3 separate regions of the Homo sapiens genome follow, and regions 2 and 3 are each linked to region 1. Evidence: chromatin contacts called from ENCODE Hi-C or POLR2A ChIA-PET data. All regions are on one chromosome and are shown on one strand. Each heading gives the region's core, a stretch centred on a gene start or an enhancer-like site at or near the end of the contact. The rest is flanking DNA. Distances are from core to core; before and after follow the strand shown.

Region 1 (3,761 bases), core at 489-2,988:
GATGGTGATGGTTTTGCGGTTGTACATTTACCCCAAATGCATTGAGATGGATACATTAAATATGTATAGCTTTTTATAAGGCAATCATACCTTAATAAGAGATTTTTAAAAGGAAAAACTTTAGTGAGAGAAAAACATTCATGTGAGTGCAGGGTCTGGAAAGGCCCTTTCATGGATGTGGAGAGCGTGCAGGACAAGGGTGCTCTGCTTGGTTGACAGGTGCCGGACTGGCCTGGCCAGGATAGAGAGGCAGAGTCCAGGTTTCTTGGAGAGACTTCACAGACCAGAGCTGGTTCTGTCAGATGTGAGTCCTTGTCAGGAAAGGAGCAGGCTCCTCCCTAAGCTCTGCATAGCAGCCCCTCTGTAGGCCCCAAGTGGTAGTACCCCCCACCATGCTGGCACCTCTGTCTCCTGAGAGCCCCTTCTGTGGTCAGGAGCTGCCTACCAGACCCCAGGCAGCAAACTCAGGACGAGGAGAAAGTTCTCTTCTCAGCATGTTACTACCAGGAATGGAGCTTTCTAAAGAATGTGTCTTTGTCCAGTCTATCATTGTTGGACATTTGGGTTGGTTCCAAGTCTTTGCTATTGTGAATAATGCCGCAATAAACATACGTGTGCATGTGTCTTTATAGCAGCATGATTTCTAGTCCTTTGGGTATATACCCAGTAATGGGATGGCTGGGTCAAATGGTATTTCCAGTTCTAGATCCCTGAGGAATCGCCACACTGACTTCCACAATGGTTGAACCAGGTTACAGTCCCACCAACAGTGTAAAAGTGTTCCTATTTCTCCACATCCTCTCCAGCACCTGTTGTTTCCTGACTTTTTAATGATTGCCATTCTAACTGGTGTGAGATGATATCTCATAGTGGTTTTGATTTGCATTTCTCTGATGGCCAGTGATGATGAGCATTTTTTCATGTGTTTTTTGGCTGCATAAATGTCTTCTTTTGAGAAGTGTCTGTTCATGTCCTTCACCCACTTTTTGATGGGGTTGTTTGTTTTTTTCTTGTAAATTTGTTTGAGTTCATTGTAGATTCTGGATATTAGCCCTTTGTCAGATGAGTAGGTTGCGAAAATTTTCTCCCATGTTGTAGGTTGCCTGTTCACTCTGATGGTAGTTTCTTTTGCTGTGCAGAAGCTCTTTAGTTTAATTAGATCCCATTTGTCAGAAAATGTGGCACATATACACCATGGAATACTATGCAGCCATAAAAAATGATGAGTTCATGTCCTTTGTAGGGACATGGATGAAATTGGAAATCATCATTCTCAGTAAACTATCGCAAGAACAAAAAACCAAACACCGCATATTCTCACTCATAGGTGGGAATTGAACAATGAGATCACATGGACACATGAAGGGGAATATCACACTCTGGGGACTGTGGTGGGGTGGGGGGAGCGGGGAGGGATAGCATTGGGAGATATACCTAATGCTAGATGACGAGTTAGTGGGTGCAGCGCACCAGCATGGCACATGTCTACATATGTAACTAACCTGCACAATGTGCACATGTACCCTAAAACTTAAAGTATAATAAAAAAAAAAAAAAAGAAAGAAAAAAAAAAAAAAGAATGTGTCTTTGGATGGCCTTCTGGGGAAACCGGAATGTGGTGGGATGCCAGTTAGAAGAAGACAAGAGCTCCTAGCCCTAAGACGCCTTGTATGGGGCCGCCTTGCGAGGGTGGAACCCGCCCTTGTAGCCCGGGGAGAACAGGCTCTTTGAGGCCTCTGCTTCCTCCCTTGCCCAGTGCTATGCTGTAATCAGGAGATGAGTGTGCTCCCCTTTCAAGCTTCTGATGAGTAACAGGACCAAGGCAACACGGGAAGTCAGGGTGGGGATGGGAGGTACTTTGGCTTTCCTCGCCAATGCCTGGGACCTTTCCTCTCTGAGGGGTTTGGCTGATAGGCTCTTCACTCCACGCTTGGCCTCCTTCCCTGTCACACCAGGTGGCTTTCAGAAAACACATTCCACATCATTCTTATCTCTTGTGTGAGTCGGGCTGCCTCCTCCTCTGCACTCCCCAATAGTTCTAGTGTTGGCTCAGAGGCTCTGCTCCCTTCTCCCTGTAGGGACAGCTCACCCATGCACTGAGAGGGAGAGGGACTAAATGTTTATGAGTATCTTTCTGTGTTGGGCACAGAGCTACAGTCTCTCTCATGTGCGTCTTCTTAAATCACATCAATACTGAACAGTGGTGGGTTTAATTTATGTATTTATTTTTTTACAAATAAAGAGGCAGAGACTTGTTGAGGTCACATAATTTGTGCAAGGTGATCCAGTAAGACTCAGATTGTCTGGCTGCTGAACCAGCACCTTTTCTTCCATAAAGTGGGACTTTATTCTTGAGGTCACAAGGCCTTTCCTGGAGAGAAACTGAGGCGTGTAAGAGGAGGAGAAAACATATCTGAAGAAAATGTCAACTGCTCTGAGAGAAGATTCTTTCAGCTGAAGCCATTAGTTCATTCAGATCATATGTACAGAGAGTCTCCTAGCACTGGCCAGGCTGCTGCCCTCATCCACCAAACCTCCCCACTTGACAGGCTCAGCCTTCAAGGAGTACTTGAAAGTGAATTCTTCTGTGTTGTCTTCCCTGACACTGCCCCAAATTGAGGCAAAGTCATGGCTTCCTCCTCTCAGCTCCCAAAACAAGTTGCATACACTTTGCACTATGGTTTTTAATGTTAATTTAACTATGTTCTGTCTTCTAAAAATGAGAGACAAAAGGTGGGAGAAAGAGAGAGAGTGTGCGTTAATGTTATGTGTCAATATGATTAGGTAACACAGTACCCAGATATTATTTGGTTAAATATCATTCTGGGTGTGTCTGTGAGGGTGTTTCTGGATGAGATGAATTCATAGACTGAGTAAAGCACAATGCCCTTCTTCATATGAGTGGGTCTCATACAATCAACTGAAGGCCTGGATAGAACATGAAAGGGGAATAAGAAAGATCACCTCCCTCTGCCTGACTCCGAGTTGCCACATTGGTCTTCTGCCTTTGGACTCAGGCTCAGACTGGAACTTATATCGTTAGCTTGTCTGGTTCTCTGGCATTTGGACTCAGACTAAAATTATACCATTGGCTTTCCTGGGTCCAGAGAGATCGATCCATTAATATATAAGTATATAGGATACTATTACTAATAGGATATATATTTTACATATATACACACACATATATATATAGTATGTATATCTATTAGTATATAGAATACTATTACTAATGGATAAAAATTAGAAATAAAAGATATATTTTTATATATTTATGGATATATATTATAATGGATCCATTACAATATTTATAATATATACCCAATAGTAATAGTATTCTATATACTAATGGATATACATATATAATATATATCCATTATTTAATAGATACAACATAACTCTGCATTTAGGAAGGTTCCATATATCTATATCTACATGTAGATATACTACATATACACTATATATACATATATGGTATTCTATATACTAATGGATATCCATATATAATATATAATGGGTATATATTCTTTCTATATTCATATATGCTATATAATGGATATATATTCATTACTATATAGATTATACTATCTATTATATACTATATACTATATATGATATACATACATATAAAAAACGGAAATACATATCTGTAATATATATATATATAATGGAAATATATATCCATAATACATATATAATGAATATATATTCTATAGTATTCTAGATACTATTGCTAATATGATATATATATTTTATATATA
Region 2 (3,761 bases), core at 579-3,078, 62 kb before region 1:
TCAGGAAAAAAGAATAACAAAAACCAGCCACGTGAACAATGAGCTCTGCAAAAAGTCTATATGTTTATAATACTTGCAACTAAAAGTCATTTCATTCCACAGCCTCTTTTGAATTTATTTTTATAACAACCCTGCTGGGTACATGCTATGAATATTCCTCTTCCAACAGAGGAAACTAAGTCCTAGCAAAATGGAATCATGAATAAGAGCAGAGTCAGGATTTGAACGGAGGGGATTTTGCTGTTGCTTTTTGTTTGTTTTTGTTTTGTTTTGTTCCTAAAGCCTTTCATTGCTTTTGATCACTTTTCAGCCCAGAGTCACAGATGGCTGTGCTTTTCCATCCGGGCCACTTAATCTGATGGTAATGCACCATTTCTAAGAAGAGTTCTCTACTATTTCCCATGATATTTCCTTCCAAGTTGTTGACACCATTCTGCAGATTTTGATGCTGGTGGTAAATTCTCTAATGAAGACTATTTGCTTCATTGATGTCAAATTACTGCCTTACTGCTCTTATTTTTTGCCTTTTTGTGCACACAAATAGATTTTTGTTTTAATATGGAATCATAAAATCATCTCTTCAAATATATTTTAAACGCAGTTAAACTCAGTATGTGTAATACTAATCATATAACCTAATGAACTAAAGTGGTGATAATGTGTACAACTCTGAGCCCACATGTGACCCCAGTAGCAACTACATCGCAATTGCCACCACCTGGCTAGCAGCAATTTTAAGATGCATTCTGATACAAAAGATGCTAAAATCTGAAAAGTACATGATTTAGAATACACAAAACACAGTATAGTTTTTTCTTTTCCTTTTAGTAAGAACTCTGGATTTTTTTTTTTGGCTAGCCTGTAAGATCCTTTGAAAAACTGGGTCTCACATATGCATACTTGGCATCTAGGATGCAAAAGAAAAATACGGGAAGCGGGAAGCTACAGTGTGCCAGAAATAGGTTATCCATTGCCACATGTGTTGTTTAGTTGGCTTATTACAATAGCCCAAGGGTAGCCTGCACTTTCCCCACTTTACAGAGTGTTTTTTAAAAGTATACTGGGTACACCTTACATAGCTTAAGACACATAAGAGGCATTCAATAAATGTGTGCTGGTGAAATGAAAGAATATGTAGAGATTAAATAACTTGGTCATGTTCAGGCAGTTAGTTGACATTGAATCAGAAAATTGACTCTTGACTGGTCTGACTCAAAGGCCCATTCTTTGGCAATTGCTAGTCTGGCTCCAAGCGGGTGACTACGAGGTCTGGCAACTAATGGGAGACAAAAATATTTACTGTGTCAGTTAGAAGGAAGAAGGAAGGAAGGAAGAAAGAGAAGAAGAAAGGAAAAAGGAAGGAGAAGAAGGAGGAAGGAGGAAAGGGAGGAAGAAAGGAAGGAGGAGAGGGAGGGAAGGACAGAAGGAAGATCGAAGGAAGAGGTGAAAAAAAGAAAAAAGAAAGGATGAGAGAAAGATAATAAGAAGCAAGAAAAAACAGAAGTAAAAACTGAGAAAAGGGAAGGGAAAAGGGAACGAAAAGACAGGCAAAATGGAAAAAGAGGAAAATGAAAGAAAAGGAAGAAAGCAGGGAAGAAAGCTGTCAGTAATGGCTAAACATTAAGAAACTGGATTAGAAAGATAGTGTTTTTGCAAAGCCAATGTTGGCTTTCCTCCAGATTTCACTAGTTTTACAGTTATTCTAGAAAGTTCTCTAAACATCAAATTTTGAAGGAAGGAACCAACACTGCAACTGCTACTTGTTTTCAGGTTCTTGACCAACAGAGGCTTAATGAGTAATGTATTTGCTCAAAGTGAACTGAGGAAAGCAGTACTTAAGAACGCCTCTCACTGGTCAGCTAAGTGAGACAGTAAACCACCCAGGACGTTATATATCCTGTGCATATGTTTAAACCGGTGACTTGGGAAGAAACTGAAAGTTACTTTGTATAGTGAAACTTCCAGGCATAGTTTACTCAGTCTACTCAATACTGAGATCTAAGCCTAACTCCACAGCACCCGTGGGAGTGCTCTTTAAAGAGGAAGATGAGCTTTGAGCACTTTTTTTTTTTTTTTTTTTTTTTGAGACAGAGTCTCGCTTTCGCCCAGGCTGGAGTGCTGTGGCACTATCTCGGCTCACTGCAAGCTCCGCCTCCCAGGTTCATGCCATTCTCCTGCATCAGCCTCCCGAGTAGCTGGGACTACAGGCACCCGCCACCATGCCTGGCTAATTTTTTTTTTTTTTTTTTTGTATTTTTTACTAGAGACGGGGTTTCACCATGTTAGCCAGGATGGTCTCGATCTCCTGACTTTGTGATCCGCCCCCCTCAGCCTCCCAAAGTGCTGGGATTACAGGGGTGAGCCACTGCACCCGGCCAACTTTGGGCATTTTAACCACAGTTCAGCATAATGAGAGAGATGGTGGCTGTTATCATAGGCAGAGATTTTCTTTCTCCTTCATTTCCATTACTCAATTAATTCTTGCTTTTGTTCTGTGTTTGTTAAAGTTGCCATTAAGGTCAGAAAAATTCTTTATATAGAAAACAAAACAACAACAAACACCAGTGTGGTACTGGAGGAGTACTGGAATAGGAGCCAGGAGGTCTTGGTTCTAATCTTGCCTTTGCTACAGGTTTGCCACCTGACCTTGGACAAACTGCTTTATCCCTCTGGGTCTCCTCACAATCAAAATCCATGAATATTTAAGCTGTGACACATTTGGAGACGCACTGCTGAACACATAATATTATTATGCAGCCCAGTGTCTCAGAGTTGCCATCCATAGTCAAGGAGAGCTTTCTATACTTTCAGAAATAGCATCTCGTTTTTAGATAAGAAGTTTTAATTGAACTATAAAGGAGTAATATGCATTTCTTTTCTTTCTCCATTTTTCCTTTTTTCTGAGGCAGGGTCTCGCTCTGTCACCCAGGCTGGAGTGCAGTGACAGGATCACAACTTACTGCAGCCTCGATTTCCTAGGCTCAAGTGATCCTGCAACCTCAGACTCCCAAGTGGCTGGGACTACAGGTGCGCACCACCACTCCCAGCATTTTTTTTTTTTTTGGTAGAGATAGGGTCTCACTATTTTGCCAGGCTGGTCTAGACCACCTAGGCTCAATCAGGTATCCTGCCTTGACCTCCCAAAGTACTGGGATTACAGGTATGAGCCAGGGTGCCCAGTAGTAACACCCATTTCTGATAGAAACTTTGGAAAATATGGACAAAAGCAGGAGAGAAGGAAAAGGTAATCCTGTCATGCAGAGGTAACCATGATTGTTTTGATGTACTTTTGATAGTATTTTAAATATATACATTTATAAGCATATTGGGGAACATATTATATTGAGATTTTTAAAGTTTTTAAAAATTATTTATTACTGTAAACAATCTCCTATGCAATTAGTCTTCAAAAAATGATTTTTAGTGACTGACCACATAGGACTCCATCAAATGGATTAAGTGTAATTAATTTGAACATTTTTCTATTCTTGGTCTTTTCAGTTATTTGGGTTACTTTTGCTATTATAAAAATGCTGTGGTGACTACATATTTGGAAATATGAACGTATTCATGCCTTTTCAAATAACAAATTGGAAGGATAAGAATTACTGGGTTAAAAAACTAGGCCAATTTTAAATTGTCCTGCAGAAAAGTTGCAGCAATTTATCTCACCAGAATGTTCTGAGGATGTTATTGTACACCTGCTTACCAATGTCAAGGAACATGTAACAACAGCAATAAGAAAAACACAACACATTCTC
Region 3 (3,761 bases), core at 584-3,083, 37 kb before region 1:
TCACGCCATTCTCCTGTTTCAGCCTCCCAAGTAGCTCATACTACAGGCGCCCGCTACCACGCCTGGCTAATTTTTTTTTTTTTTTGTATTTTTAGTAGAGACGGGGTTTCACTGGGTTAGCCAGGATGGTCTCGATCTCCTGACCTCGTGATGCGCCTGCCTCGGCCTCCCAAAGTGCTGGGATTACAGGTGTGAGCCACCACTTGAGTGTCCTCTCTTGCCTTGACACATCCCACGTTTCATCCCAATCATCACAGCCGCTGCTGATAACTTTGTAGCATGTGGCTGAGAGTCTTCTTTGGAAATGCAGCAGATCCATTGTAAATAGGAATCCAACTAATGAGAAAGCAAGACCATGGAAAGCCAGAGCCATGAAGGCGTGGAAAACCAATTCACTCAGTCCTGCTACTCCTGTTTCTTGCTCTGAAGAGAGGCCTAGGAGTGGCTACTTTAAGCCGGAAGTGCACAGGCTTTGCAGTCGGGCAAAGGAGGATGCGCAGTGGCATTTAAGGACCGATAACTAGGAGTTGGAAGGGTATCAGGCCATCCCAGGGGATGTTACAATGGAGAGAGGTAAACATAAAAGCCACATGCGTGGCTTTTTACCCAAGCATGGCACTAATTAAGAACATGGAACACAAAAACAATCTCTGGAATTTTACAGGTTTCAGGAGTGTAAGTCCCCAATTGATGAGATTAAGTTTCTACCATGTAGCAAAACAGAGGTTTGAAATGAATATTGCCCATGTACAGAAAATACAATTACATTCTTGCAAAATTGATTTTTTGCAGGCTGAGATTAATATCTGCTCCAAAACTTAATATTGTAGAGTAAATGGTGACACATCATTAGTACTTAGATTACATATATTAACATATTAATATAGATGAGTATCATAAAATAACATACTTATATATAATGGTAAATAAGAAAAATATAAAGCTGAGTGACGATGTAGAATAAACCACTGGTTCTGTGGGCAAACAAAACTGTATTTGAATCCCAGATTCATGACTTGACCCGGGAACTTCAGGCAGGTACTAATATTTTCTTAGGTAGTGGTTGCATTTTAATCTGTAAAATGGAGACAATCTTTTGACCTTGGAGGAATTTTGTCAGAAATAAATTTGATTAAAAATCTAAATCATTGAGTCCAGTTTCTGACCAAATAGTGCTCAGCAGATGGTGTTTCCTGGATTCTGTCCCAGTGTGTAAAATATGTATGAATGAGGAGGACGCCTGGAAGGAAATAAATAAAACCGAAAACACATTTGTTGGGGTGATGAAATGATGCATGATTAATTTTTCACTTTTCAAAAATTTCTGCAATGTTGCATCATTCTTTTAACAATAATATATATACTATATATATACATACATATATATATACTATATATACACATACATATATACTATATATATACATATATACTATATATACACATACATATATGTACGTGTGTGTGTATATATATATTATATAATATATAATATATATAATATATTATATAATATATAATATATTATATATTATATAATATATATAATATAATATATATATATTATATATATAATATATAATATATATAATATATATAATATATATAATATATATATAATATATATATAATATATAATATATATAATATATATTATATATAATATATATATCTGAGAAAGCTTTTCACCAAGCTCTACAGTCCACAAAGTAAACAGAGGAATGTGTCAGATAAATTTGGCTTCTCTCTCTGACCCTGCTGCCTTACACAGAGAGGGGCGGAGCAACGGGGGAGCCCAAGCACTTCCTTTTTGGTTAATCAGCCTGACCCACTGATTGCGACACTCCAGAGCCTCATGCTTTTCTCAGCCTTTAAGTATCTTTCTGAATTGCTGTCCAAGGGCAAATTTTTCCTGTCAAACAGACCTGCAAGGTTGCTAGGCACATACAAGGAAAAAGAGATTCTGGTTACTCAATACTTGTTTTGCAAAGTCTGTTTAAAAAAAATTGCATCATATCTCATTTGATGATTGTGCAATGCAGGGTGGATACCTAAACTGAAAGTTAAGTAAGACTGAGCTGTCGGCACCTTTGCAATTGAGACATCCATTTATACGCCAGTGGAAAATATTCAGTTGTTATTAGTTTTAAGTAAAAAAAAGGGGGATAAAGCCAATGAAAATAGACCCCAATGCTCCCTGCACAGATAAAATACACACAGAAAATTTCCTATCCTGTTTCTTCTCAGGTATTTGGTACATTATGCTCCTGTGATGAATATAAATAGGATTAGTCTTTGGATCCTGCCAATTCACCTGGGGTTGTCTTTTAGTACAAAGAGTACCGATTAGGGAATTGCCCAATCTGGATGCAAATCCTGATGACTGGCAAATGACTTAATCTCGCTGAGTGGGATTTTCTTCCTCTTTATGATGAGGATGGTAATAGGAAGTCAGAAATTAGTGGAGAATAACTGTAAAGGACTGAGGCTATAGCCTGGCATGCATAGGGGATCAATACATATTAGTTCCCTTCCAACTCTTAATTTTCCTCATCTTAAACTGCTCGCCGTAATGGGTCCTGTTTCATGCTCACTTATCAAACATCATTCCGCCCCAGGACCTACATTAATACTTGGGGTGGGGTCAACAGATACAGGGAAGAGTCAGCCATGGGCACTGCCCTTCACATGCTCACAGTTTATTGGTAGAAGAGGCACATCTGTGAGTGGATTCTGGAAATAGCAGATGGCAGGGCATCATAAGGGAGAAGTTTATGGAGCCTGGGGAGGCAGGTATGGAGGGAGATTGAAGAAGGAGAAATACTTCTACACTCAGAGGTGCCAGAAATCACTGTGCAAGAGCTGGGCTTCCATCTAATGGTGTACTATAAGCAAAGCACAGTCCTAGGGAATTTGAGCTGTGTCCCTAAAAACAAAACCATCAGCTCATAGTCTGTTTACACAGTTGCTTCTCTAGTTGGTGTTTCTCTAACTTTGGGGCATCATTCACCCTCTGCAAATGTCCGTTTCCTCAACCTCCAAACATGGTCAACATTCCATGCTTCTTGAGTATGTGTTCTGAGGGAAGAGTTGGCAGTGCAAGAGAATGGGACAGGATGGGGAAAGGGAATTAGTGTTCAGTGATATAATTGACATGAAATTGGTTAAATATAAAATCTTGGGAAAACGTGAGACATTATTATGGTGCATAATTACATGCTTAATACAAGAGATGTGGGTTTTGAATCAGACAAAGGACTCAATGTTTTGCACAGATTCAACACTGGTACTTTGAGTAAACTGGATACTTCTTTGTTGATCTAAAGGGAAGAAACAGACAATCCCCAGTCGAGAGTTTCCACAAGCAGTTGAAGTGCATTGCTCAGCCGCAGCTCATTCCCTCACCCAGCACATGCTCTGTTACACTTTCTACTGTCTTTGGCACAGAAAGTGCACACACATATTCTCAAAGGGAAAATGCCATGCAAATGACACATTTTTCACAAGATGTGGAATTTCTTGTGTCTGTGATAGGCCTGAAGGCTCAGAGATAGGTACGATTTTTAAAATTGTTGTCATAGAACAAATAAACTTGAACTGAAGCCTCTATCCAAACACACCTGACACCTAGAAATTGGGAACCTTTGGCATCAGTCCAGCAATAGCAGTTTTTTGGGTGCTTGACGGCACTTTAAACTCAAAGTTAATTTAGCAAGTGTGTTTCCAGAAATGACAGAAAAGGACTGTCATAGGACTTTGAA

The links. A loop is a pair of places that touch in the nucleus more often than their neighbours do. ChIA-PET counts read pairs that join two places held with the same protein, here RNA polymerase II (POLR2A). Pooled maps may share reads with other maps.
Region 2: a map of endothelial cell of hepatic sinusoid shows a loop between it and region 1 (7-fold over the local background). The contact joins two enhancer-like sites. A Hi-C loop is called at or near these places in 4 of 168 maps with a recorded cell type or tissue (K562, Right ventricle myocardium inferior, endothelial cell of hepatic sinusoid and 1 more), 17 of 37 single-sample maps with no recorded cell type and 13 of 50 pooled maps. POLR2A ChIA-PET finds 5 or more read pairs at or near these places in 7 of 52 experiments (AG04450, CD4-positive, alpha-beta T cell, CD4-positive, alpha-beta memory T cell and 3 more).
Region 3: a map of PC-9 shows a loop between it and region 1 (5-fold over the local background). The contact joins two enhancer-like sites. A Hi-C loop is called at or near these places in 13 of 168 maps with a recorded cell type or tissue (CD14-positive monocyte, CD4-positive, alpha-beta T cell, CD4-positive, alpha-beta memory T cell and 9 more), 2 of 37 single-sample maps with no recorded cell type and 19 of 50 pooled maps. POLR2A ChIA-PET finds 5 or more read pairs at or near these places in 14 of 52 experiments (AG04449, CD4-positive, alpha-beta T cell, CD4-positive, alpha-beta memory T cell and 9 more).

Annotation. Positions count from the first base shown.
Region 1 is chr2:12,491,378-12,495,138 of GRCh38, forward strand. All of the region lies in intron 4 of MIR3681HG (MIR3681 host gene), which reads left to right. Among named protein-coding and RNA genes, the nearest start is that of TRIB2, 220 kb to the right of the region's middle. Within about 2 kb of position 1,739, at least 7 of the 41 ENCODE cell types and tissues checked have a DNase peak (open chromatin) inside an H3K27ac peak, as active enhancers do; they include CD14-positive monocyte and CD4-positive, alpha-beta T cell, where a contact is called at or near this core.
Region 2 is chr2:12,429,048-12,432,808 of GRCh38, forward strand. The region is part of intron 4 of MIR3681HG (MIR3681 host gene); the gene reads left to right. Among named protein-coding and RNA genes, the nearest start is that of MIR3681, 230 kb to the left of the region's middle. Within about 2 kb of position 1,829, at least 7 of the 41 ENCODE cell types and tissues checked have a DNase peak (open chromatin) inside an H3K27ac peak, as active enhancers do; they include CD4-positive, alpha-beta T cell, where a contact is called at or near this core.
Region 3 is chr2:12,454,603-12,458,363 of GRCh38, forward strand. All of the region lies in intron 4 of MIR3681HG (MIR3681 host gene), which reads left to right. The region is part of intron 1 of LOC105373431 (a long non-coding RNA gene); the gene reads right to left. Among named protein-coding and RNA genes, the nearest start is that of MIR3681, 260 kb to the left of the region's middle. Within about 2 kb of position 1,834, at least 27 of the 41 ENCODE cell types and tissues checked have a DNase peak (open chromatin) inside an H3K27ac peak, as active enhancers do; they include CD14-positive monocyte, where a contact is called at or near this core.